Regions from separate parts of the Homo sapiens genome. Here all the other regions are linked to region 1. The links are chromatin contacts, found by Hi-C or POLR2A ChIA-PET in ENCODE. All regions are on one chromosome and are shown on one strand. Each heading gives the region's core, a stretch centred on a gene start or an enhancer-like site at or near the end of the contact. The rest is flanking DNA. Distances are from core to core; before and after follow the strand shown.

What was found. A loop is a pair of places that touch in the nucleus more often than their neighbours do. ChIA-PET counts read pairs that join two places held with the same protein, here RNA polymerase II (POLR2A). Pooled maps may share reads with other maps.
Region 2: a loop to region 1 is called in a map of naive thymus-derived CD4-positive, alpha-beta T cell, with 8 times the contacts of the local background. The contact joins the promoter of NME6 here to the promoter of SLC25A20 in region 1. A Hi-C loop is called at or near these places in 1 of 168 maps with a recorded cell type or tissue (naive thymus-derived CD4-positive, alpha-beta T cell), 1 of 37 single-sample maps with no recorded cell type and 7 of 50 pooled maps.
Region 3: a pooled map shows a loop between it and region 1 (4-fold over the local background). The contact joins the promoter of ZNF589 here to the promoter of SLC25A20 in region 1. A Hi-C loop is called at or near these places in 6 of 50 pooled maps. POLR2A ChIA-PET finds 5 or more read pairs at or near these places in 4 of 52 experiments (B cell, GM12878, activated B cell and 1 more).
Region 4: a pooled map shows a loop between it and region 1 (6-fold over the local background). The contact joins the enhancer-like site here to the promoter of SLC25A20 in region 1. A Hi-C loop is called at or near these places in 5 of 50 pooled maps. POLR2A ChIA-PET finds 5 or more read pairs at or near these places in 2 of 52 experiments (activated B cell and activated naive CD4-positive, alpha-beta T cell).
Region 5: a pooled map shows a loop between it and region 1 (3-fold over the local background). The contact joins the enhancer-like site here to the promoter of SLC25A20 in region 1. A Hi-C loop is called at or near these places in 1 of 50 pooled maps. POLR2A ChIA-PET finds 5 or more read pairs at or near these places in 3 of 52 experiments (A673, HepG2 and endothelial cell of umbilical vein).
Region 6: a loop to region 1 is called in a pooled map, with 5 times the contacts of the local background. The contact joins the promoter of INKA1 here to the promoter of SLC25A20 in region 1. A Hi-C loop is called at or near these places in 1 of 50 pooled maps. POLR2A ChIA-PET finds 5 or more read pairs at or near these places in 3 of 52 experiments (GM12878, activated T-cell and activated naive CD4-positive, alpha-beta T cell).
Region 7: a map of B cell shows a loop between it and region 1 (22-fold over the local background). The contact joins the promoter of DAG1 here to the promoter of SLC25A20 in region 1. A Hi-C loop is called at or near these places in 2 of 168 maps with a recorded cell type or tissue (B cell and naive thymus-derived CD4-positive, alpha-beta T cell) and 10 of 50 pooled maps. POLR2A ChIA-PET finds 5 or more read pairs at or near these places in 3 of 52 experiments (CD4-positive, alpha-beta T cell, GM12878 and IMR-90).

What each region holds. Positions count from the first base shown.
Region 1 is chr3:48,897,235-48,900,869 of GRCh38, forward strand. It overlaps SLC25A20 (solute carrier family 25 member 20), which reads right to left and starts at 1,648. Exons shown (of 9, transcript NM_000387.6): 1 at 1,456-1,648. The coding sequence starts at 1,560. RefSeq lists an enhancer at 569-618 and a silencer at 1,199-1,388.
Region 2 is chr3:48,299,852-48,303,307 of GRCh38, forward strand. NME6 (NME/NM23 nucleoside diphosphate kinase 6) reads right to left here and starts at 1,516. Exons shown (of 6, transcript NM_001308426.2): 1 at 1,502-1,516. RefSeq lists silencers at 1,219-1,418, 1,719-1,938 and an enhancer at 1,499-1,628.
Region 3 is chr3:48,239,173-48,242,867 of GRCh38, forward strand. It overlaps ZNF589 (zinc finger protein 589), which reads left to right and starts at 1,932. Exons shown (of 4, transcript NM_016089.3): 1 at 1,932-2,042. The coding sequence starts at 2,000. RefSeq lists enhancers at 1,087-1,381, 1,699-2,616, 1,807-2,101.
Region 4 is chr3:48,266,108-48,269,721 of GRCh38, forward strand. It overlaps ZNF589 (zinc finger protein 589), which reads left to right. Exons shown (of 4, transcript NM_016089.3): 4 at 1,808-3,614. The coding sequence ends at 2,679. Among named protein-coding and RNA genes, the nearest start is that of ZNF589, 27 kb to the left of the region's middle. Within about 2 kb of position 2,329, at least 11 of the 41 ENCODE cell types and tissues checked have a DNase peak (open chromatin) inside an H3K27ac peak, as active enhancers do.
Region 5 is chr3:49,537,873-49,541,370 of GRCh38, forward strand. No RefSeq gene overlaps it. Among named protein-coding and RNA genes, the nearest start is that of BSN-DT, 15 kb to the right of the region's middle. RefSeq lists a silencer at 2,091-2,320. Within about 2 kb of position 1,984, at least 24 of the 41 ENCODE cell types and tissues checked have a DNase peak (open chromatin) inside an H3K27ac peak, as active enhancers do.
Region 6 is chr3:49,801,529-49,805,025 of GRCh38, forward strand. It overlaps INKA1 (inka box actin regulator 1), which reads left to right and starts at 1,733. Exons shown (of 2, transcript NM_203370.2): 1 at 1,733-1,915; 2 at 2,653-3,497. The coding sequence starts at 1,865. The coding sequence ends at 3,459. It also overlaps a transcript of CDHR4 not described here. RefSeq lists silencers at 1,130-1,179, 1,570-2,009.
Region 7 is chr3:49,469,017-49,472,516 of GRCh38, forward strand. It overlaps DAG1 (dystroglycan 1), which reads left to right and starts at 1,251. Exons shown (of 3, transcript NM_004393.6): 1 at 1,251-1,417. RefSeq lists a silencer at 930-1,669.

The DNA of each region.
Region 1 (3,635 bases), core at 398-2,897:
GTGAGCATTTCAGTTATTTGCACTTCAGTGCAGAGGTCATCCAGTCCTTCTTGGGAGTGACATCAAGGACAAAGGTGATATGGAGGTAGGAGCAATATTTGTGTGTGTGTGAATATATATATATATATATATATTTTTTTTTTTTTTTTTTTTAAGGGCGGCCCCAGAGGCCTAGAACTAATAAGATATCTGCCTATATGGACCAAGAGCAGGAAGAAAGGCCAGACAATCGTCCCTCAGTAGACAGTGCCGCTTGGAATGACCACAGTCTGGGAAGCACTAACACATGGCATTTACCACCAGCTAAATAAACATTTGATTTCATGTTGCACAATGACCTAGCCAGTCCAGCTACTTTAACCCTGGTCTTCCTATAGAATGACCCCAGTATGAGCTCTACTTCAGGGCAGCTCCTCTCTTGGATGAAAGGCAGCAAAGAGCTTGCTGCCCAAGCTGGCCAAGAGGAAGTGCCCACAAAACTATTTCGCTGTGGAAGAAATCTGACCCAACATCCTAACAAACCCCCTCACATGGGCTTCCAATCTTTTAAAACTCATGTCTGCTCCCCACAGGCCCACCCTGGCAATGACTTGTCAATTTCCTTCACGTCTACGTCTAGAAAAAAAGTGAGAAAACTGGATGCAGCTTCGAGTGCTAAGCCATGGGGGATGGACTTTGGTCCCCAAGCAAAGCATTAATGAAGGTGTTGCAAGGGGAATAGTTGAGATATGATATGAGGAAGACCAGAGAACAATTCCTGATGAACGTCCTCCCTCCCAAGCCTCAGTCTGACCATAGCTTCCTCATCTGGGAGTTGTGAGAATGAGGCTGGCCTTGTGCAAAGCTGATCACCTTGCTTTCCGTGGAAGGGGCTCGGTCACTGAGGTCATCATTGCTTCTCACAGGGATGCCTCTGCCCAGGAGGCTGAGCAGGCCACCGTTGGGTGACAGGCCGAAGAGTGTCAAGTATCTCCCCGGGCCGGGAAAGGTGCGAAAGAGATGGGTACTCTTGCCCCAGGGGAATGTATCAAAGGACACCTCCAGAACAACCGTACCGCTCTGTCTTTAGTTGTCTTCCTGGGGCAGGCTTTACAGGGGACCTGTTTCAACCTTAACGATAATATTAGTGTTGGCTGAAACCAAAACTATGGAGAGACGTTTATTCCTTCCCATCCCTAAAGAAGTGGCGCAGGGTCAGAAGAGACTGCGGGACAGGGAACTTTACATCAGAGCTCTTGACAGGCAGTTAGAGGCTGCTCACTTTGCGCCGCCGCCTGGCTCTTTGGGGCGCAAGGTACAGCTTCCTGCCCACCCCTGAAAGAGAGATTCCCTAGACTTCTCACGGAAGCTCACACATGCCCCTCTTCTGCCCAGCGTCCGCGCCTCGCGGGGGACCATGCTTTCCGCGCCCCGCCCGGGCCTCCTCCCCAAAGCCTGCGACCCAGCCTCCCGCACCTTGACCGTGTCCAGAGGGTGACCGACGAACACCAGGCACACGCCGCCAAAGCCGCCGGCCAGCAGGTTCTTGAGCGGGCTGATGGGTTTTGGCTGGTCGGCCATGGTCAGTCCGTCTGTCACTCCGTCTGTCAGTTCTCGGGCCGTCCTGGCTTCTCAGCCCCAGCTGCAGTGCCGGCGCCGCCGACCTTTCACCCACTTTTGGGTGGGCGGGGCACGAGCCCGGGGCAGGTCGGGAGGAGGGCCCAGTTGGCACGGTAGGGCTTCCGCCCGGGGCTGCTTCCGGCCTCGGCCCCGCTTCGATGGGCGTGGCAGAGCGCAAAGCCGCATGGGCGGGGTTTGGGAGTGTGGGCCAGCGGGCCTATTCCTCCAGGAAGCCTTCCCAGACTTCCATGTTTCCTCTGAGCTCCCATTCATCCACTCACTCCAGAGAGATCAATTGCGCCCTGCCATATGCCAGGCGTCCTTCTAGGTGCTGGAGGCACCCCTGGTAGTACAACACACAGGTCCCTGTCCTCCTGGAATTTACAGACCATAACAAAGATAAATAACTAAAAAATGCATAGTGTATCAAGTAGTAATAAGTACTACGGAGAAAAATCCAGGAAGAGAGTTAGAGGGTGTGTGGGACAAGTGATTTGCAATTTTAGTTCGTTGAATAAGGGAGGGTTTAACTGAAAAGGTGACAGGATTCAAGACCTGAGAAGATGAGAGAGGGAGTTCTGTTCACACATAACAGGGTCAAGGGTGAGGAACCTTCCACCCAGAAGAAAAAGAAAATGCAAAAGCCTTGAGATGGTCTGTGCCTGACATGTTTGAGAAACCACAGGAAGAGGGAGGGTAGTAGCTGATGAGGCGACAGAGGTTTTGGAGGCACTAGAAGACAGGTTTGGGCCTGGTGTTATGGCTCATGTCTGTAATCCCAGCTCTTTGGGAGGCCAAGGCGAGAGGATTGCTTAAACCCAGGAGTTTGAGACCAGCCTGACTTATATAGCGAGACTCTTGTCTCTAAAAAAAAAAAGTTAGGCCGGGCCCAGTGGCTCACACCTGTAATCCCAGCACTTTGGGAGGCCAAGGCAGGCATATCAACTGAGGTCAGGAGTTTGAGACCAGCCTGACCAACATGGAGAAACCCCGTCTCTACTAAAAATACAAAATTAGCGGGGCATGGTGGCGCATGCCTGTAATCCCAGCTACTTGGGAGGCTGAAGCAGGAGAATCACTTGAACTTGGGAGGCAGAGATTGCGGTGAGCCCAGATCGTGCCATTGCACTCCAGCCTGGGCAAAAAGAGCGAAACACTGTCTCTACAAAAAAAAAAAAAAAAAAAAAAAAAAAAAGTTAAAGGCCCGACGCAGTGGCTCATGCCTATAATCCCAGCACTTTGGAAGGCCAAGGCAGGTGGATCACCTGAGGTCAGGAGTTCAAGACCAGCCTGGCCAACATGGTCAAACCCCGTCTCTACTAAAAATACAAAAACTTGCCAGCCGTAATGGCAGACGCCTATGCCTGTGATCCCAGCTACTCGAGAGTCTAAGGCAGGAGAATCGCTTGAGCCCAGGAGGCGGAGCTTGCAGTGAACCGAGATCTTGCCACTGTCTCTCCTCTGAAGGACGTAGAAGTCATTGCAGGGTACTGAGTGGGGAGCGACATAGTCTGACATCGTTATCAGGATCCCCCTTTGATTGCTGGGTGAAAATAGACTCCAGGGGGCAAGAAGAAACAAGGAGCCTTAAGGAGGCTAAAAGCCATGGCCAGAGATGTTGACTTGCGCCAGGGCATAACAGAGGAGGTAGTAAGAAGTGGTCAGATTCGGCCGGGCGTGGTGGCTCACGCCTGTAATCCCAGCACTTTGGGAGGCCGAGGCGGGTGGATCTCAAGGTCAGGAAATCGAGACCATCCTGGCTAACATGGTGAAACCCCGTCTCTACTAAAAATACAAACAAAAAAATTAGCCGGGCATCATGGCGGGCATCGTGGCGGGCATCTGTAGTTCCAGCTACTCGGGAGGCTGAGGCAGGAGAATGGCGTGAACCTGGGAGGCGGAGGTTGCAGTGAGCTGAGATCGTGCCACTGCACTCCAGCCTGGGTGACTGAGCAAGACTCCGTCTCAAAAAAAAAAAAAAAAAAAAAAAAGAGGTGGCCAGATTCTGGATATAGTCTAAAGAAAAAAAAATTTTA
Region 2 (3,456 bases), core at 266-2,765, 600 kb before region 1:
CTAACCCACTCTCCCTAATGCCACAGGTGGTAACACGTCATTTTCAGCAACTGTCTACAGAGACATCCATGACACCTCCCCTCCCTCACTCTTCATATCCACACGATCACCAACTTCTGGCAATTTTCCCTACCTAATATATCTCAAAACCCATACCATTCTCCCATCCTCAACTGCTACCACCATAACTCTAAGACATCATCATTCCCCTCTGGACATCTTGACAGCCTCCTCTTTGGTCTCCCAGTTTCTGTCCTGCCAACCTCTACAATCTCCACACAGCAGCCAAAGTGAACCACACATGAAAATCTAATCATATGGTTCCCCTCCTTAACCCTTTAAAGGGCACCCTGTTCTTAGAATAAAAACCAAAATCCTTATCACGGCCTCCCAGGCTCTGCATGATCTTGTGGTTCCCCACGTACCTCTCTAGCCTCATCTGGAACCCCACACTCCTTAAGTTTCTCTAGCTCCAACCTCATGGGCCTTTCAGTTTTGAAAGAATTTCTGGCTTGACAGCCTTTGTGTGAGTAGTTTTCGCAGTCCTGAATGTGCTTTCTCTGGTTGCCTCCTGCCCACCTTAGTGATCTTAGCTCACTTCCCGTTACACTTTCTCACAGCTCCTTGCAAGTTCCCTTCAGTTCCGTCTTCACCACCAGAAGGTGTAAGCAGTACCTAGCACACAGCTGGCTCTTAACAGTATCTGAATGAACCAACGAATGCACCTCATCCAGCCATTCCAAGGCCAGGCTGCTAGGGGTTCTCGTGGCAAGAACACGCGGCCTGTAGGGAGGACATGGTTCCTTTACTAACGCAGCTAAGTTGTGGCTGTCTTGACTCTTGGTTTACAACAAACTGACAAGTCGAGAATCCTGTTAGACTTAAAGGTGACTCCATGAGAATTAAAAATTTTAGGCAGGGCGCGGTGTCTCACGCCTGTAATCCCAGCACTTTGAAAGACCGAGGCGGGCGGATCACGAAGTCAGGAGATCAAGACCATCCTGGCCAACATGGTGAAAGCCCGTCTCTACTAAAAATACAAAAAAATTAGCCAGGCATAACGGCGCGCGCCTACAGTCACAGCTACTAGGGAGGCTGAGGCAGGAGCATTACTTGAACTCTGGAGGCGGAGGCTGCAGTGAGCCGAGATCGCGCCACTGCACTCCAGCCTGGCGACAGAACCAGACTCCGTCTCCAAAACAAAAAAAAAGTAAAGCTGTCGGTACACTGCCACCCCAGCACTCGAGGGGGCCACCACTCGCTTCCTGGAGGGCGGCGGCCCAGCCCTGGTCCACCCACGCGCGGCCGGGACCTGCGCCCCTACCCCCGTGGCCACGCCCTCCAGCCCCCCGGGCTCACGGCCTCAACTCTCGACCCAGCCCCCTACTTCTCTAGGCCTGCAACCGCGCAGCCCTCACCCCTCGTACCCGGGGCCTAAGCCCACCCCAGATTCTGGGTCATTCGGAGCCCCAGTGCAGCAGAAGTCCGGCTGCGGGTTCACCTTGTCCTCCGGCACAGGGCCCGGCCACCAGGCGCCACGCTGGATAGCCTGCGGCCCTCGCAGGGTCCTTCAGGCGCTCCCTGGGCAGCCCTGCTCGGGGTCCTAGTCCGGTTGCGCCGCGGCGTGAGGTGAGGTGTGAGTTGCCCTGGAGGGTGGCGGGTTTTCCAGGCGCATGCATTTGCCGCGGACGGGACGAGAGGATGAAGCCGTTCTGGGCGCCGGAACTCGCTTGTGGGAACCGCCCCTCGGAAGCCGGCCTGGGCGCCCTCGGAAGCCGGCCTGGGCGCCCTCGGCGGGAGGGAGTGCTGGGCCGGGTGCTGGCGCAGCGCTACGCAGGGTGGCGGAACCCAGAGGACCGGACGGGCTCGTTCAGGGTGGCGGCCCGGCGGGGGCGATGCCCGCCAGCAGAGACACCGATGGAAACCTTGCCCAGTTATTTTCTTTGCCCAGGGTAGTTCCTGGAACATGGTTGATGCCCAGTATTTGTCAAAAGTACGCGGAGGGCAAAGAACTTAAGCGCTCGATAGCGAAGGCACAGGCCCTTCAAAGTCTTTTGAGCTCTGAGCGATACATTAGCATGAAGGATCGTAGCTAATATGGGGGTTGATGAAGGAGGATCCTTGGCTGGAGCCCAGGTGTGCATAGGGCATGAGGAAAGCAAGTCATAACGGCCTTTCACGTGTCATTAGGAATCTGGGCAGCAGGGTGTGGTTTGGGTTACTCTGGAGTCTATTGACGCAGCCCAGGGTGAGGAGATGAGAACTGGGGGTATTCCTGGTGTGTACTGTGATGTATGGAGAGGATGGGGACAGGGAGAATGGATCGGGGGTCAGCTGTGGCAGGTGACCAGAAACTTGGTGACAGGTTGAATAAAGATGGTTAAAAAAAAAAAAAGTGTTTTGGTTTCTTGGGTTTTTTTTTTTTTTTTTGAGGGAAATCACTGAGAATGAGAAGAATGAAAATAAACGATAACTGTCATCAATGTAAAGACTTACTTGCACATTTAACTGACTTCGGTGTCTGCCTACACAGGTGTTGCCCTCTTGGAAGGTTTATCCCCAACTCATGGCTTCTGTCCCTGCAGCAATAAGAAGCCACTTCCCAATAGTTTCCTGATACCCAGTCACCTTTGGGAACTTACGAGGAAAGTTTTTCCAGTCTCTCCGCAGACCCTTGCATCTCTTCTCTTTTTGTTTAGACCCTTGACCACCACCCCCTATTCTAATCTTAACTCCTCTGCTACTCAGTTCCAATCCTAACCCAAGCCCTAGTCCCTAAATTTATAATCCTTTAATCCTAGACCTGGTCTCTAGATCCTGAGCCCTTGATGCTTATCTTCTAACCTCCTAATCCCAACCTCAAATCCCTAAACCTCAACCCATGAATTCTGACCTGATTCTCAAACCCCAGGCCCCCAACCCTGACTCCAAAAATGACAACCCATTACTTCTCCCTACACGGAATCACTGACGGAGTTGTAGCAACTGAATCTGCAGTAGGCCAAAGGACCCAGTGAGTTAGCCAGCAAACTACTCTAAATAAAAGATATGGTGGATAACAGCAAGCCTAAACAAATCTTCCTCAAAGATGAGCAACACAAGTCCCAGTCATTATGACAATACCTCTGTATCTCAACAAAGGGGCTTAAATCAGCAAGTCATCCCAGCCCCTGAAGGAAGAGAACAGTCCTTGTAAGTTGCAAAGCTCTCAGAGGACATGGGTGGCTCAGTAAAGCCCCTGTTCTAGGACACAGCAAAAGAAGCAACACAATAACCACCATGGCCCAGCAGATGAGGGCCACAGCCAGCATCGCCACCCCTGAGTCTGCCTTCCCAGTATGATCATCAGGACTTCAGAAGTCCCAGCAAACCAGTTAAACAGAAGACAAGAACCTTATGTGAAACCAAATTCCAGACAACTGATACAGATGGCATTCCAGAATCTGCAGCATTCCA
Region 3 (3,695 bases), core at 682-3,181, 660 kb before region 1:
CCCAGCACTTTGGGAGGCCGAGGCGGGTGGATCATGAGGTCAGGAGATCGAGACCATCCTGGCTAACAAGGTGAAACCCCGTCTCTACTAAAAATACAAAAAATTAGCCGGGCGCGGTGGCGGGCGCCTGTAGTCCCAGCTACTGGGGAGGCTGAGGCAGGAGAATGGCGTGAACCCGGGAAGCGGAGCTTGCAGTGAGCCGAGATTGCGCCACTGCAGTCCGCAGTCCGGCCTGGGCGACAGAGCGAGACTCCGTCTCAAAAAAAAAAAAAAAAAAAAAAAAAAAACCAACCAAAAAAAAAAAGAATCCAAAAATATTAGCGGGGTATGGTGGTGCGTGCTTGTAATCCCGGCTACTCAGGAGGTTGAGGCAGGAGAATCGCTTGAACCCAGGAGAGGGAGGTTGCAGTGAGCCGAGATGGCACCACTGCACTCCAGCATGGTAGACAGAGTGAGACTCCGTGTTCTTTTCCCTAAAAAAAAAAAAAGAGTAATTGGGGAAGTTGTGCTTCAAAAGAGTAATTGGGGAAGTTGTGCGTCTTAGGGCCTCTGGAATAATGGCTGGTAATATTTAGAATTCCAGCCCTTCTCATCCTAATTTGGTGGCTGGTGGCCTTTCATTCATTTTACAAGAACAGTTTAGCCCTTGGGAAGGGCTATTATTTAAGCTATAAACTGAATTCCTTCCCAAGGCTACTTTGGCCTATGCCCAGAAGTGGACAAAGACAGTTTAGAGGTTGAAAGGAAGATGAGGTGGGTTAGATCTGATATCTTTTACTGTCATTGATAAGGCTCTGATGACTGGAGGAACACCAGGGTCCTTGGTCTCTGATAGGCTTAATAACACAGACACACGTGGAGTGGTTTTAAGGAGCGAAAAGTTTAATAGGCAAGAAAGAAGGAAGGAAGACGAAAACAGCTCCCCCATACAGAGACAGAGGGAGCGGGGATTCCAACAAAGAGAAAGCGCCGTGTGCGGAAAAGTGGCTGCTTATCTGAGGATGCTGGAGGAGGCGGTGTCTGGTTTCCATAGGGCTCAGGGGATTAGTTTGATCAGATGTGTCATTTATGTGGCAGCCAAAAACCTGGCCCTCCCACCCTAGCTTTTTAATATGCAAATGTAGGGCTCCATGAAGTTCTACACACGTGGGAATATGTGGGGGGTGGCCATGTTGCCAGGCACATGTCAGGGCAAAGAAAAGGACGGCGGGAATCGCCATGTTTGGGTGCGTCCAGTTTCTAATGGCCTGTATTTCCATATCAAAGCTTGCCATCCTGCTCTAGGAGCCCAGGCTTTCCTGCTAGACAAGAAACCTTTCTGGAGCTGCTTTAAAAGAAACAAAAACTTCCCAAGGACCCCTTTCCTTCTCTATCTGCTTAAAATAATTTCTTAATAACTCCTATAACATCATAATTTCCTTAGGTATAATTTTGCAAAGGCGGTTTCAAAAGCTCTTTGGGGTCCTCAGTAATTTTTAAGAGTGTAAAAGGATTTTAACAACAACAAGTTTGCGAACCACTGTCCTTGAGAAGCTCTCCATGGATGCGCATGAGTCTGTCCAATTGGAGTCCTGGTGTATTTCTACATTAGATACCACACAGCAGTGAACACACAATGAACAGGTCAACACGTGTCATTATAGAACTGCGCAAAAGAGCTAGTAGCAGGCATTGTAAGTGTATTTATATAATGTTTACAACCATGGAAAACAACACTATATTTTGCTTATGGGTACCTGTGGTAAGCACAACCCCAAATATTGCGGCCGAGGGGGACCTAGAAGGTCAAAGTGCGCCTCAGCATTTTCTCTCGCCCTGCACAAGCCGCATTTCGCCCCGAGAACTACGCTTCCCGGCAGGCTGCGCGCCGCGCGGTGACGCACTTCACCCAGTCCTGCTTCTTTCTTCTGGCGCCGCCAGTGGCCCGCGGTGCGCATTCTAATCCGTTTCACACACGGTGCTGCTACCTCGTTTGCTTCGTGCGTGCGTGCGCGCGCAGATGTGGGCCCCGCGGGAGCAGCTACTGGGCTGGACTGCGGAAGGTGAGTCGGGGCCGCGAGATCGCCTCCCCCATTCGGTGCTCCAGCCGCAGGCGCCGCGCAGGCGTCGGCCGTATCCACCAGGGATGCGCGTGGGGTGCGAGCTGTGTGAGGCGCTGACTACCCCTACAGCGGCTCTTACTCCCCTGGGGGGCCAGGTTCCTCCCTAGGTGTCCCGTACAGTCTCCACGGTGCTCACTCCACGACTCTTCACCGGGCATCCTGCACTTGTGCACTCCGGCAGTCATTGGCCATAAATGGCTGCTGAGCATTTGAGATGTGTGGAGTGCAACTGAAGAACAGCATTTTGTATTATTATATTATATCATATTTATTTTGAGACGGAGTCTCGCTCTGTCGCCCAGGCTGGAGTGCAGTGGCGCGATCTCCGTTCACTGCAATCTCCGTCTCCCGGGTTCAAGCAGTTCTCTGCCTCAGCCTGCCGAGCAGCTGGGATTACAGGCGCCCTCCACCACGCCTGGCTAATTTTTGTATTTTTAGTAGAGACGGGGATTTCACCATGTTGGCCAGGCTGGTTTTGAACTCCAGACCTCGTGATCCGCCCACCTCGGCCTCCCAAAGTGCTGGGATTACAGGCGTGAGCCACCGCGCCCGGAGTATATTATATTTTTATATTTTTTGAGTCGGTCCGGAGTGCAGTGGCGGGATCTAGGCTCACTGCAGCCTCCGCTTTCCCAGGCTCAAGTGATTCTCGTGCCTCAGCTTCCGGAGTAGCTGGGATTACAGGCGGCGCCTCACCACCCCGGCTGTTGTATTTTTAGTAGAGAGGGGATTTCGCCATATTTGCCAGGCTGGTCTCGAACTCCTGGCCTCAAGCAATCCACCCACCTTGGCCTCCCACAATGTTGGGATTACAGGTGTTAGCCACCCCACCCGGCCCAAAAGACTTTTTTTTTGGAGACAGAGTCTTGCTCTGTAGCCCAGGCTGGAGTGCAGTGGGCGATCTCTGCTCACTGCAACCTCTTTCTCCCAGGTTCCAGCGATTCTCCTGCCTCAGCCTACCAAGCGGCTGGAATTACAGGGACACGCCACCACGCCCGGCTATTTTTTTGTATTTTTAGTAGAGGCGGGGTTTCATCATGTTGGCCAGGCCGGTCTTGAACTCCTGACCCCAGATGATCCACCTGCCTCGGCCTCCCAAAGTGTTGGGATTACAGGTGGGAGCTACCACACCCGGCCCCAAATGACTTTGGATGTAACAACAGGAACAGTCTAGAACAGGGCTGGGCAAATTTTTTTCTGTTTGGTTTTTTTAGAAACAGGGTCTCCCTATGTTGCCCAGGCTGGTCTCCAACTCCTGGGCTCAAGGGATCCTCCCGCCTCGGTCTCCCAAAGTGCTAGGATTATAGGCGTGAGCCACTGCACCTGGTCTTGCAAACGTTTTCTTTTAAGGGCCAGGTGGTAAATGTTTCAGGCTTTGTAGGCCACACGGTCTTTGTTACGACTAGTGGTCTGCTGTTGTGTGAAAGCAGCCAAAGACCATAGGTAAACGAATGAGCATTGCCGTGTTCCAATAAAACTTTCTTTATAGACATTGAAATTTGAATTTTGGCTGAGTGCAGTGGCTCACGCCTGTAATCCCAGCACTTTGGGAGGCCAAGGCAGGAGGATCTCTTGAGCCCAGGAGTTCAAGAC
Region 4 (3,614 bases), core at 1,079-3,578, 630 kb before region 1:
CTCTGAACTTTTTAAAGGTCTATGTTCTATAAATAATGAGATCCTTGCTACTTTGACTAGGCCTTTGAAGAAAAGAAGCCAGTGAGAATTAAGCCCCCTGACATAGATGCAATACCTCTTGGGAAAGCTAACCACCTTTGGCCTTTGAACTACATCTAGGGCCAGGAGTGTTCCAGGCTTTGACTACTCTAGGCTTGCAAAGCTGCCATCCAGACATCCTGATCATCAGATTCCCAGACACCCAGCCCAACTGCTCCAACTCTCTCAGGACAGGAAGAGGGATGAGGACTAGCTAAGCTATGCTGCTCCAGAGGAGCTACTGAAACCAGGACCCCCATCCATCCAGAAGAAATGAAGCCCTGGAATCATAGAGTGCTGCCCTAGAATCAGGAATCGAAGAATGTGGTGGTGGGAGTGGGTGACTAAAGCCAAATAGGGCCGGGCGCCGTGGCTCACGCCTGTAATCCCAGCACTTTGGGAGGCCAACCAAGGCGGGCAGATTGCCTGAGCTCAGGACTTCAAGACTAGCCTGGGCAACATGGTGAACGCCGTCACAAAAAAGTTCCTGTTGTTTCCCATGATTAGATTCAGATTATACACTGCACTCCATTTTTACTTATTACATATTTTACTTTAATCCAAAAAAACCCACAGCCGAATCTATTCTATATATTATCGCAACAGAGAATCTTCCAAGTAGGCATCCAGACATCCTCAGTGTTGTAAATATCTACAATTATACTAAAATTATCCTCTACCATAATCACATAATGCCATAAGCATTTGTTTCCACTGAGAGAACAGTCTTTATGACCTATACGGGAATGCTCTTTGTGACTTTTCCTTTGAGAAGAAAGGATGGATTGAGATAGGAGTCACTTAGTCTCGATGTCCCCCAATGTAGAATGCAGTACAGAATAGTATTGAAGAATGTGCATAGGAAGCCTTCATTTGAGTTTCCCCACTCATAAGTAGATATTTACTAGAGGAAGATTACATGCCAAGTTCTACCAGAAGTGAGGATTCATCAGTGGAGAAGACAGGCACAACTGACTTAAAGAAGGCTGGCTCTTGGTCCTCCAATCCAAGACCTGCTCTTCCCTGTTTTCCACAAGTCGGCAAATACAGTAATGTTACCATTTAGCTGCACTTTCCTAAGAAATATCAAAATTAAATTGCAACTGTTTCTAACCAGCTGAAGATAACAAACAACCATGAACTTTTTGTAATCCAGGAGGCCAGACCCTTTATCAGCCTAACTGAAGACCCTTGCCTAACTAATAAATAGAAGAATTTTTTTTTTTTTTTGAGACGGAGTCTCACTCTGTCGCCAGGCTGGAGTACAGTGGCATGATCTTGGCTCACTGCAACCTCTGCCTCCCGGGTTCAAGTGATTCTCCTGTCTCAGCCTCCCGAGTAGCTGGGACTACAGGCGCCCGTCACTCCACCCAGCTAATTTTTGTATTTTTAGTAGAGACAGGGTTTCACCATGTTGGGCAGTATGGTCTCAATCTCTTGACCTCGTGATCTGCCCGCCTCCGCCTCCCAAAGTGCTGGGATTACAGGCGTGAGCCACTGTGCCCAGCCCTTTGTATTATTCATATTCTTGCAACTTTTCTGTATATTTGAAATGATTTCCAAATCAAAAGTTTGAAGAGGTTGAATGAAAATATAGGTCCTGCACAGCACATCTTGGGGAGAAAGACTTTAATCATTGAGAATGATTAATGGGCCAGGTCTTATCATAAAACAAGAGCCCAGTCAGCCCTTCCTATGACTCTTCTGACTGGAAACTTTCTTTCTTCAGCAGAATCAAAGCCAGAAGTCCATACCTGCCCTTCTTGCCCTCTGGCCTTTGGCAGTCAGCAGTTCCTCAGCCAAGATGAGCTACACAATCATCCTATTCCAGGTTTCCATGCAGGAAATCAACTCCACCCAGGAAATCCCTGCCCAGAGGATCAGCCACAGTCACAACATCCTTCTGATAAAAATCACAGGGGGGCTGAAGCAGAAGATCAACGAGTGGAAGGAGGCGTCAGACCCTTGTTTTGGAGTACAAATGAAAGGGGGGCTTTAGTGGGTTTCTCTAGCCTGTTCCAGAGACCACCAATAAGCTCTTGGGGAGGCAACAGAATATTAGAGATACAGCTCAGTCCAGCCCAGAATGCAAGCTCTGAGGAAGTAGACAGAATTTCCAAGAGGGCAGAAACCCCAGGGTTTGGAGCAGTCACGTTTGGGGAGTGTGCACTAGCTTTTAACCAGAAGTCAAACCTGTTCAGACAGAAGGCAGTCACAGCAGAAAAATCTTCAGACAAAAGGCAGTCACAGGTGTGCAGGGAGTGTGGGCGAGGCTTTAGCAGGAAGTCACAGCTCATCATACACCAGAGGACACACACAGGAGAAAAGCCTTATGTCTGCGGAGAGTGTGGGCGAGGCTTTATAGTTGAGTCAGTCCTCCGCAACCACCTGAGTACACACTCCGGGGAGAAACCTTATGTGTGCAGCCATTGTGGGCGAGGCTTTAGCTGCAAGCCATACCTCATCAGACATCAGAGGACACACACAAGGGAGAAATCGTTTATGTGCACAGTGTGTGGGCGAGGCTTTCGTGAAAAGTCAGAGCTCATTAAGCACCAGAGAATTCACACGGGGGATAAGCCTTATGTGTGCAGAGATTGAGGCCGAGGCTTTGTAAGGAGATCATGTCTCAACACACACCAGAGGATACATTCAGATGAGAAGCCTTTTGTTTGCAGAGAGTGTGGGCGAGGCTTTCGTGCTAAATCAACTCTCCTCCTACACCAGTGGACACATTCAGAGGTGAAACCTCACGTGTGTGAGGAGTGTGGGCATGGATTTAGCCAGAAGTCGTCGCTCAAATCACATCGGAGAACACACTCAGGGGAGAAGCCTTATGTGTGTGGGGAATGTGGGCGGGGATTTAGCCGGAGGATAGTCCTCAATGGACACTGGAGGACACACACGGGAGAGAAGCCTTACACGTGCTTTGAGTGTGGGCGAAACTTTAGCCTCAAGTCCGCTCTTAGTGTACATCAGAGGATACACTCTGGGGAGAAGCCTTATGCATGCACGGAGTGTGGGCAAGGCTTTATCACGAAATCACAGCTCATCAGACACCAGAGGACACACACAGGAGAAAAGCCTTATGTCTGCGGAGAGTGTGGGCGAGGCTTTATAGCTCAGTCAACCCTCCACTACCACCGGAGTACACACTCCAAGGAAAAACCTTATGTGTGCAGCCAGTGTGGGCGAGGCTTTTGTGATAAATCAACTCTCCTCGCACACGAGCAGACACATTCAGGGGAGAAGCCTTATGTGTGTGGGGAATGTGGGCGGGGATTTGGCCGGAAGATACTCCTCAACAGACACTGGAGGACACACACAGGAGAGAAACCTTACGCATGCATCGAGTGTGGGCGAAACTTTAGCCACAAGTCCACTCTCAGCTTACATCAGAGGATACACTCGGGGGAGAAGCCTTATGCATGCGTGGAGTGTGGGCAAAGCTTTAGGAGAAAGTCACAGCTCATCATACACCAGAAGATACACTCGGGGAAAAGCTTTAGAGGTGCAAGGAGTGAGGATGTGATTTT
Region 5 (3,498 bases), core at 734-3,233, 640 kb after region 1:
CTGGCTAATTTTTTGTATTTTAGTAGAGATGGGGTTTCACCATGTGACCCAGGCTGGTCTCGAACTCCTGAGCTCAGGCAGTCCACCCACCTCAGCCTCCCAAAGTCCTAGGATTATAGGCATGAGCCACTGCACTCGGCCTATTTCTTTTTTTCTTTTTTTCTTTTTTTTTTGAAAGTCTTGCTCTATGGCCCAGGCTAGAGTGCAGTGTTGTGATTTTGGCTCACTGCAACCTCTGCCTCCGGGGTTAAGGCGATTCTCATGTCTCAGCCTCCCAAGTAGCTAGGACTACAGGCACGTGCTACCACACCCAGCTAATTTTTGTATTTTTTTTAGTAGAGATGGGGTTTCGCCATCTTGGCTAGGCTGGTTTCGAACTCCTGACCTCAAGTAAGTGATCCTCCCGCCTTGGCCTCCCAAAGCGCTGGGATTTCCTTTTTTTTTTTTTTTTTGAGACGGAGTCTCGCTCTGTCACCCAGGCTGGAGTGCAGTGGTGCCATCTTGGCTCACTGCAACCTCCGCCTCCCAGGTTCAAGCGATTCACCTGCCTCAGCCTCCCAAGTAGCTGGGACTACAGGTGTGTGCCACCACGCCTGGCTCATTTTTTGTATTATTATTATTATTATTATTATTATTATTATTTTGAGATGGAGTCTTGCTCTGTCACCCAGACTGGTGCAGTGGCCCAATCTCAGCTCACTGCAAGCTCCACCTCCTGGGTTCATGCCATTCTCCTGTCTCAGCCTCCCGAGTAGCTGGGACTACAGGTGCCCGCCACCACGCCCGGCTAATTTTTTTGTATTTTTAGTAGAGACGGGGTTTCACCGTTTTAGCCAGGATGGTCTCGATCTCCTGACCTTGTGATCCGCCTGCCTTGGCCTCCCAAAGTGCTGGGATTACAGGCGTGAGCCACCGCGCCTGGCCTGGGATTTCAATATCTTAAAAATCCAAATCCATTGGTGACTCTTTCCCTGTTTTGCTCACCTTCCTCACAACTACCTTGAGGCAAAGTCACTGAGGCCCAGAGAGGGCAAGGGAGTTATTGGTCTGGGTCTTGTGGCTAGTGTGAGGCGTGTTCAGTTCTAAATATGACCCAAACACTTTAGGTTTTATTATTATTATTATTATTATTATTATTATTATTATTATTATTACTACTACTACTATTATTATTTTGAGACAGCGTCTTGCTCTGTCGGCCAGGCTGGAGTGCAGTGGCACCATCTCGGCTCACTGCAACCTCCACTTCCCGGATTCAAGCGATCCTCCTGCCTCAACCTCTGGAGTAGCTGGGATTACAGGCATCCGCCACCACGGCCGGCTAATTTTTGTATTTTTAGTAGAGACAAGGTTTCACCATGTTGGCCAGGCTGGTGTTGAACTCCTGACCTCAGGTGATCCACTCACCTCGGCCTCCCAAAGTGCTGGGATTACAGGCGTGAGCTACCGTGCCCGGCCAGGTTTAATTCTGATGATGAAATTCTGTTCCTGTTGTAGAGCAGCAAAGAATTATTTGAAGCACCTATGGAGAAATGCTGGGTACCATTTCCCTGTGGGGACCCTAGAAGATCTAGAGGAGGTTCGGCAAGAGGTTCAAAGTGGGGGCTCCCATCAGCTGGAGTTCGGGTGCTCCTGCAGGAGGGGCCCTCCTAAGGACAGCCTAGGGCATGGGCAGCATGAAGACCGGGTTGCTGGGGCCCTGGTTAGCCCCACTACCCCCAGTTTTGGTGGCGATTATCCTAGAGTCTCAGTTCGGGTCAGACGAATTGTTCTGTCCATGTCCCTGTGAAGGCTCCGTGTGGCGAGACGCAGGGCCTTGGGCAGGTTCGGGCTGGGGATAGGGAGAGCTCCCAACCTTGGTAGTGGCTCCAGATGCCCCCCAGGTGAGCCCAGCAGAGTGGACTGCCAGGAGCAGCTCTGGGCCGAAGAGGGAGACAGTGTCCGCGGCCTCCCAGGAGGTGGCGCCAGAGGATTAAGTCGCCAGCGGTGGGCGGGGCTGAAGAGTCGGGCTGTGGGCGGGGCTAATAACGCCGCCAGCTCCCGGAAAGCGCTAGCCTCCGGAGGCCGGCCGTGGGTCGAGCTGAGGCCGCTCGGGAGCGGACGAAAATCTCCGGCAGCGCGGGGCCGAGCGGGGCTGTGGGCAGGGCTAAGGCCGTGGGGCCGGCGGGCGGGCGGGGCGAAGCCCGCGAGTAGCCCAACCGCGGGGAGCCAGTCCGAGCGCGGCCGCTAGCTGGTGGTGTAACTAGACTTGTCTTCTCTCCACCACTGCCGCACAGTCCCTGAGGGCATCGGGGCGAGTGTAGCTGCAACTGGGGAGCCTGTGATTCGCCAGTGCCCTTCTCCCTAGGCAAGGGAAGCGAGCAGGCAATAAGAGGGGCGAGTCTGGGGCCCAGGCTTCCGCTACCGAGACCCCAGTCAGCAAACCTTTAATTCAGAGGTGGGGAACCAATAAGGAGCCCTCCTGTGCGTACTCCCTCGCCTTAGCGTTTGCCTGCCTCCAGGCCCCGTGCCCCGCGGAGCCAGCGCGGGACCTGCACACGGTATAGATAGAGCTCAGCGCTTGCAGGGCCTCTCTGTCTCTCCTTCCTCCAGCCAGAGAGCTCCTGAGGGCACCGCCTAAAGGGGGTAGCCTGATAGGGTACTGTGAGATCTGGGAGGGTACTGGATGGAGATGAGGTGCCTCCACTTGTGTGATTGGGTCCCCCTGCTTGGCACTAGAAGCAGACGTGGGATGAGGCTGCTGGCGACTTACTCTTTCCCTGAGTGGGGGTACCCTGAAACCCCAGGAAACACCTTTCCCAAAGCAGTCTTCACAGCTCTAGGCATGCATTGGAACAGCAGGGACATCCAGTTGGGAGCTGGCCAGGGCCAGGGCTGAGGGTGCTGTTGTCTTCTGTCCGCATGGTGTCGCATCCTTAGGCTATAGAGGGCAAAACCAAGTTTGGAGCCTGCCAAAATGGTCCAGAGCTCACGCCAGACCAGCTCCCTTTCTAGGGAATTGGAGCCAGTAGTCTAGGATCACTTCCCACTTCCGTTGCAAAAGGTCTTGAGAGAGGCCGGGCCTAGCGGCTCACGCCTGTAATCCCAGCACTTTGGGAGGCCAAGGCGGGTGGATCACCTGAGGTTAGGAGTTCAAGACCAGCCTGGCCAACATGGTGAAACCCCGTCTCTACTAAAAATGCAAAAACTAGCCAGGTGTGGTGGTGCACACCTGTAGTCCCAGCTACTCGAGAGGCTGGGGCAGAAGAACCGCTTGAACCCGGGAGGTGGAGGTTGCAGTGAGCCGAGATCTCGCCACTGCATTCTAGCCTGGGCGAAACTCTGTCATACAAAAACAAAAACAAAAACAACAAAATCAACGTTCAGTTGGGACTTACTGACATTATAAAACCTAAACAGTTAATTTTCTTCTGCACCGTGGCCTGGCCACAGTACAAACTGGATAATGTCAGTTACTGAGTTACTGGCCGGAAAGTGGCACTTTCAAGCCCCAACTTC
Region 6 (3,497 bases), core at 483-2,982, 900 kb after region 1:
TGACTCTGCAACTCCTCTTGGATGTCTAACAGGCATCTCAAGGGTTACGTGTCCATAAATGATCATTGGATTTTCCTCTCCAAACCCACTCTTCTCCAGTCTTTCCCAGATCAGTTTATGGCAATTTCATCCAACCAGCTGTTAATGCCAGAAATGTAGGAGTCATGCTTGATGCCTCTTTTCCTGCCCACATCCATGCATCAGCAAGACTTGATTTTAGTTCCAAAACATACCCCAAAGTGACCCCCTTCAGTGCACCTGCCCTGCCCAGGCCTAGGCCCTCCCCTTCGTTGCCTGGATGAGGGCAGGGACTTCCACTCTTATTGCAGAATCCTTTTCTGAAAGCAGCTGGGATTATCTAAACAAGGGCTAGCCCAGGTCATTCCTGCTCAAAGGCCCCCATTGCTCCTCATCACACCAAGAACAAAACCCACATTCTGCTCTAAGGCCGTTAGAGCCTGGTTTTGCTGACCTTTTCCCTCCTGCCACCACCACCAATCACAGACACCTGGGCCTTCTTTATGTTTGGCCCTGTCCAGCTCCTGTCCGTCGGGGTCTCTTCCCTGGCTGCTCCTTCTGCCTAGAATGTTCTTCTTCTCCTTCTTCTCCTTCTCCTTCTTCTCCTTCTCCTCCTCCTGCTTCTTCTTCCTTTCTTTTTTTTTTGAGACGGAGTCTCACTCTGTCGCCCAGGCTGGAGTGCAGTGGCGCGATCTCCGCTCACTGCAAGCTCCGCCTCCCGGGTTCACGCCATTCTCCTGCCTCAGCCTCAGGAGTAGCTGGGACTACAGGCGCCCGCCACCACGCCCGGCTAATTTTTTTTGTATTTTTAGTAGAGACGGGGTTTCACCATGTTAGCCAGGATGGTCTCGATCTCCTGACCTCGTGATCCGCCCGCCTCGGCCTCCCAAACTGCTGGGATTACAGGCGTGAGCCACCGCGCCCGGCCAGAATGCCCCTCTTCTTGATTGCATCTTGATGTCACCTCCTGTGAGACTGACTTTCCCCAAGCTAGCCCACGGCCCTCATTCCCTGGTATTTTCCTGTTGCTGGTATGTCCAGTCTGTCTGCAGCTACACTACCCTTGAGCCTAGCCTGTGTTGATAGAGCAGCCTCAGCACCGACCCTCAGTCTGCACCTGGTACCGGCAAAGGGAATGCCGACGGTCGCGCGTCGCCGCTGGACTCGCGACTAGCCAAGCACTCCCCACTAGAGGGCAGTCCCGTCTAGCTCGGTTGGGACGCGGCTGAGGCCCCGCCGGTGCGCTGCCACAAAGTCCCGCCCTCTCTTGAGTCCTCAGACGGGCTGAACCCCACTTCCATCCCGTTCAGGGAGTGCCAAGGCCAGCCTCACGAATGGGTCCCGTGGGTCAGGCCCCGAGGGTCCACAACCTCTCTGGGTCCGACCATCCGGGGTGCTCTGCCTATGTGCGGACGCAGCACGGCGCCCCGTGAGAGGGACCGCTATTTCACCATTGAACAAACGGGGAGGATGAGGCCCCCGCACGGAGGCGACCTGTCCTGCGTCACGCAGCAAACGCAGGGTCCACTCAACAGTCTGGGGGCTCGGGGGGTCCCCGTACCGGCCCCGTCCGGCTTCCAGTTATGACCCCGCCCTTCCCACCCAGAACCGCGGCGGAGTCGGGAGGGACGCCGGGCTTTAGCCCCGCCCCCTTTGGCCGCGGGGCCGGGGCGGGGCGCGGCTGCCAGATGTCGGGGCGGCGGCGGCGGGAGCTACGGAGAGCGAGGAGTCGCGCAGGCAGGCGGAGGCTGAGGGCGCCGCTGGCCGGCCCTCCCAGCCCTCTCCGCGCGGCTCCGCCGGGGTTCCAAGAGGAGCTAGTAGGTTCGGTGGGGGCCCTGGCATGGACATGCACAGCGCTCGGCTTGACAGCTTCCTTAGCCAGCTCCGCTGGGAACTGGTGAGGCTCGGGAGCGGGTGTGGTTAGTGAGGACGCGTGCGGGATGCCAGGCTGCCGCCCGGCCGGAACAACAGACGGGTGCGGGGTGGCTCCAGCGTGCCGGTCCGAGGCGGGGTGGGGGCGGCGTGGCGCATATGGCTCAGATGGCCCGCGTCGGGTTTCGGACGGTTGGGAACTGAGCTGAGCATCAGATAACAGCATCCAGCTGGCCGTGCTGCTGGAACGGCGCGGGAGGAGAGAGTGGAAGGGGGACTTCTTTGGGGGCGGGGCATGGGGCGGCAAGGGACTAACGAGGTGCTGGCGCTGCTGTGAACGCCCCCTACTTCAGGCTGGCCTATGCCTCCCTTCTCTACCCCTCACCTAGCAAGCGCTCTTTCTGTGAAAGACGCTTTGGGCTTTGGGAGCTGAATCCCCCAATAGGCACGGGATGCCCCTCCAGTCCTGGGCAGGACCTACTTCCCCGTTCAGGCCCGCAACCCTGCCTGCCTGCCCGCCCGCCCTGGTGGCGGGTGCCGACTTGCCCGGCCCTGCATGCTGCAGCCTGCCAGACTGCCACCAGGTCGGTGGATGAGAACCACACCAGCTTCGAGTGCCAGCACCCCTATGCCTGCCCTGTGCTCACTAACACCCTGCTGCCCAGGCCAGCAGGCCTATCTAACCTTCCTGGACCCTCTGTTCTCTGGGCTGGCCTGGTGACAAGTGATACCTCTCCGACTTCTGCCCTCTCTTCCCCTCAGTTGTGTGGTCGGGACACAGGCTCACCCTCAATGCCTGGTCCCCTGCAGCCAACCTCCCAAACTGGCCCAGATGTGCAGCCCAGCCACCAGCTTAGGGCCTCGGGTGCCTTGGAAGAGGACTCAGTCTGCTGTGTGGAGGAGGAGGAAGAGGAGGAGGAGGAAGCAGTGGTGACAGAAGACAGGGATGCAGCCTTGGGAGGCCCCAGGGAGCATGCCCTGGACTGGGACTCTGGCTTCTCGGAGGTGTCAGGCAGCACATGGCGAGAGGAAGAACTGCCTGTATCCCAGCGCCCAGCACCCTCAGCACAGCCCCTTCGTAGGCAGTGCCTCTCAGTCAGTGGCCTCCCCATGCCCAGCAGGGCCCCTGTAGCCAGTGTACCACCTGTCCACCATCCACGGCCCAAGTCCACCCCAGACGCCTGCCTGGAGCACTGGCAGGGACTGGAAGCAGAGGACTGGACAGCAGCCCTACTGAACAGGGGTCGCAGTCGCCAGCCCCTGGTACTAGGGGACAATTGCTTTGCTGACTTGGTGCACAACTGGATGGAGCTGCCTGAGACAGGGAGTGAAGGGGGTGACGGAGGTGGGCACCGTGCCCGTGCTCGGCCCCCTCAGTTCCTGCTTGGCCTCTCTGAGCAGCTTCGGCGCCGGCTGGCCAGGGCTCGGCGGACAGCTATGGCAGGAAAGCGGCTGTCATGCCCACCTCGCCCAGAACCTGAACTGCCTGCGGATGTCTCACGCTTTGCAGCTCTCATGAGCTGTCGTAGCCGCCAGCCCATCATCTGCAATGATGTCAGCTACCTCTGACCCTGCCCTCCAGCCTGGGACAATAAAAGCCTTTTTTC
Region 7 (3,500 bases), core at 1-2,500, 570 kb after region 1:
TTGGAGCCGAGACACTGAAGTATAGATAATTGCAAAAAGGTATGTTTTTGGGAGATGGGGCATTCCTTTCTTATCTCTGCAACTTGCATCTCCCAGACGCTCCTGAGGAGGGAGGGAAAGCCAGGGAGCCCCAGAGCTCTCCGGGATCCAGGGAGGAAACCATGGCTGGTGGCAGCCAGTTCTGTGTTCAGAATGTGCTTGCTGTCAAGAGTGCAGGCCTGGAATTCCAGCCTGGCCACAGGCCAAGGAGGGAATGGACCCATCCTGCGCATGGTGTGGGGATGAGAAGCAGAGCCCACCACGGGTCTCATTCCCAGACCCATCCGGTAACTGTCAGTTTCAGTAACTGTGAAGTCTGGGGCTTTTGGGGTGGGGGGCTGCAGGTTAAGTCCTGGGGAGAGCTAGAGCTACCTTAGGACCCTCCCCTTGAATGTTCCAGGCAGCAACCCCCCTCTCTTATTTCTTCCCCCACCAAAAGAATGCAGGCCACTAGGAGTGAGTGACCAGCGCCTGCGAGTTAGAGCTATTTTGGGCAGGAGAGCAGGCGTCGGATTCCAGTGTTCCAGGCAGGGGGAGGGGACGAGGGTTAGGCCTGAGGCGCTTTCCGACTCCCCAGCCTGCTGTGGGCGAGGCTCTAGGAGATGAGCTAGCTTCCCGCTCCTCCTGTCCCTGGCCTCAGTCTCCCATCCGTGTAAGGGCCGGGCAGCAAGGCTTTCATCCTTTGCAATTGAGAGAACGCTTCCTGATTGTTCTCATGGCTTAGAAATACCCCTTGATTTGCATTCGAAGGAAATAAGGAGGGCTGAACGCAGTCGACGGGTGGCCAGTTGCTGGGCCAGTTCGCAGTCCTGACTGTCCCTTGATTAGTCTTAGAGGCCCAAAGGCCTGAAGTTGGGCGGGGAGCCCCTCCCCCACACTACTGGTTCTGAAGGCTCCGAGTGACCGGGACCGACCGCCGGGGTGTGTCCCGGGACGGACTTCCCTGGCCGTGGGGGCGAGGCTTCCATAATGGGGCGTGACTTTTAGGGCGGGGGAGTGGCTAGCCAATGAGCAGAGAGGTGCTGGCCGGGGCGGGGCTTGCGCGCGGGTGCGGCGCGCTGCGGAGCGGCCGACGCAGGCAGAAGCCGGCGGCGCGCGGACAGCCAGTCGGCGCCGCGCGGAGCTGGCCGCTGGATTGGCTGCAACACTCGCGTGTCAGGCGGTTGCTAGGCTCCGGCCGCGCGCCCCGCCCTTGCGCTCAGCGCCCTCTCACCGCCCGGTACGTGCTCGCGCGAAGGCTGCGGCGCGGCGCTCGCGCCTCTTAGGCTTGGCGGTGGCGGCGGCGGCAGCTTCGCGCCGAATCCCCGGGGAGCGGCGGTGGCGGCGTCCTGGGGCCAGGAGGAGCGAACACCTGCCGCGGTCCTCCCGCCGGCGCTGGGTGAGTGCACCGCCCGCCCTATCCGCTGTGCCTGGCTGCTTGGGCCCCCATCCCTGCTGCCGGCTGAGCCTTCCGCGGAACACCTGCTGCTGCTCGCTGTTCGGCCCGGGGCGGGGACACGGCCGCGGACGTCCTTGTGGGTGAGGAGGCGGTGCCGCCCGGGCGGAGCCGCCCCTTTGCTCTGGGTCCCGCAGGCAAAGGCTCGGAGCGTTCGGCTGCAAGGCCCGGGCCGCGCGCCGCGGCGATGGGCCAGGCCTTAGCTCGGCCCGCGCTCCCGGGAACGTGGAGCCTGCGCCTTGGCCGCGGTCGTGAGCCGCCTGCGGGCCGCCTCCCTGGCTTCCAATAGGGGTTGTGGCCCAGTTGGGCCGGATTCCGACTGTGGGGAGTCGAGCCCCGCTAGAGGCAGGGAAGGGCACCGCTGCCGCCACTGCTCTGTCAGAGCTGCTCAGAGCCTTGGTGGGTTCCGTCATCCTTACTTGAGCTCCTTTGGAAGCTTGTTTACTTACTACCTTTTCACTTTGTATTTGGCAGACCTGGTTCACCTGCGAGTGTATTTGGATAGTGTCTCCACAGAAAATGTCGTCTCGGCTTGGAATCTTTTTGCCATAAATTCTAAGTTAGTTTCCTACAAACTCAACTGGTAACTTAAAATGCATCCTTTAATCTCTATAACTTGAAAAGTTCTTATTTTTGTAAATCGAGTTGCTTCAGAATTAGTTTTAATGGTGACGATGAAGTTTTGACTGGTTGAGGCAAGAGCCTGGGACAGCACCTTCATAGCGCAGAGTCTAACTTAAGATTCTAGCCTGCTGCTTCCCTAAATAAGCGAGTAGAAGTGACTCCTGGCATAGAAGCCAGACTCCGTGAAGGGAAGGTGGTGTTTATAGGACATAATTCCAGATAAAGAGCTGGATGTGCTTTCAGGTGTTTTGCAAAGTCTGGTGTAGATGGGGTATTGCAGTTTTATCAGGTTCTATGCTTAGTTAAGTTCAGAGACATTATTTTGGAATGTTCCTGTTCTAAAAAAGAATTCAACCGTACTACATTTTGGAGGCATAAAAATCCATAGTTTGAGTATGGAGAAGTTTAGTTGAACTTTTGTGGGTTTTTTTTGCTGTGAACTAAGGAAGAAGAGCTCATGGCCTGTGTCCTGTATTTTGGAGAAATCAGATTTCAGTAGGGAGTTGGATCCATCATGTGAAGACCCTATGGGATATAAAAGCTTGTGCTGACATGTGCTTTTGTTAAAAGAGGCACAGTGCAAATCCTCACTGTTCTTAAAAATTGATTTTGCAAAATGCATTTATTCATTTGAACAAATATTTTGATTCACTACCTGCCAAATTCTGTGGTAGATCCTAGGGACCCATGTAAAAGAGTCTGCTTCTGCCCTTAAGGAATTCAGTTTAGGGGGCAGTGGGGACCAGGGAACCCATGATTAATAGTGTCTGCCCGCTAAGCGTGCTCACATAGTAGCCTGAGGAGAGAGGGAATTCCTGAGCTGTGGTTTTCAGGGCCAGCAGGAATTAGTGGGGGACATCAAGGCCTGGACACAGGGAACCACATGTACATGAGCACCTAAAATAGTGCTTGGGAGTCCTCCAGCTTGGCAGGTGCGAGCTCTGGGCCTGCCTTGTGCTCAGGAGTTCCAACTTTGTATGCGGGGTGCAGGAGTCTGGGGAGCCTTTTAATCAGTAGAGTGGTGTGACCCAGACCTGTGTTTAGAAAGATATTGCTGGTGGAGTGGCAGGAAGAGGGAGGGGGTCAGGACCTCTGGCAGTTAAGTCAGCTAACAGAGGAGAGGTGGGGAGGGAGAAGGAGCCATCAGAAAAGAGAGACTGAAAAGGTAGTACAGAGGGGATGTCCTGCCATGATGGGGGAGGAGCTACATTCTGGAATGCATGGGCCAGAAGACCAAGCATAACCAAGGATTTAAATTCCTTGTTGACTACCTGGTATAGTGACCTACAGAGTTGCTTGTGTCTGGTTAGTGTTGAGGATGGTGGGATTTGGAGGGACCACTTAGGGACCACTTAGACTGCCGTCGATGCATAGGAAAGGAGGCCTGGCATTTGATTATTAA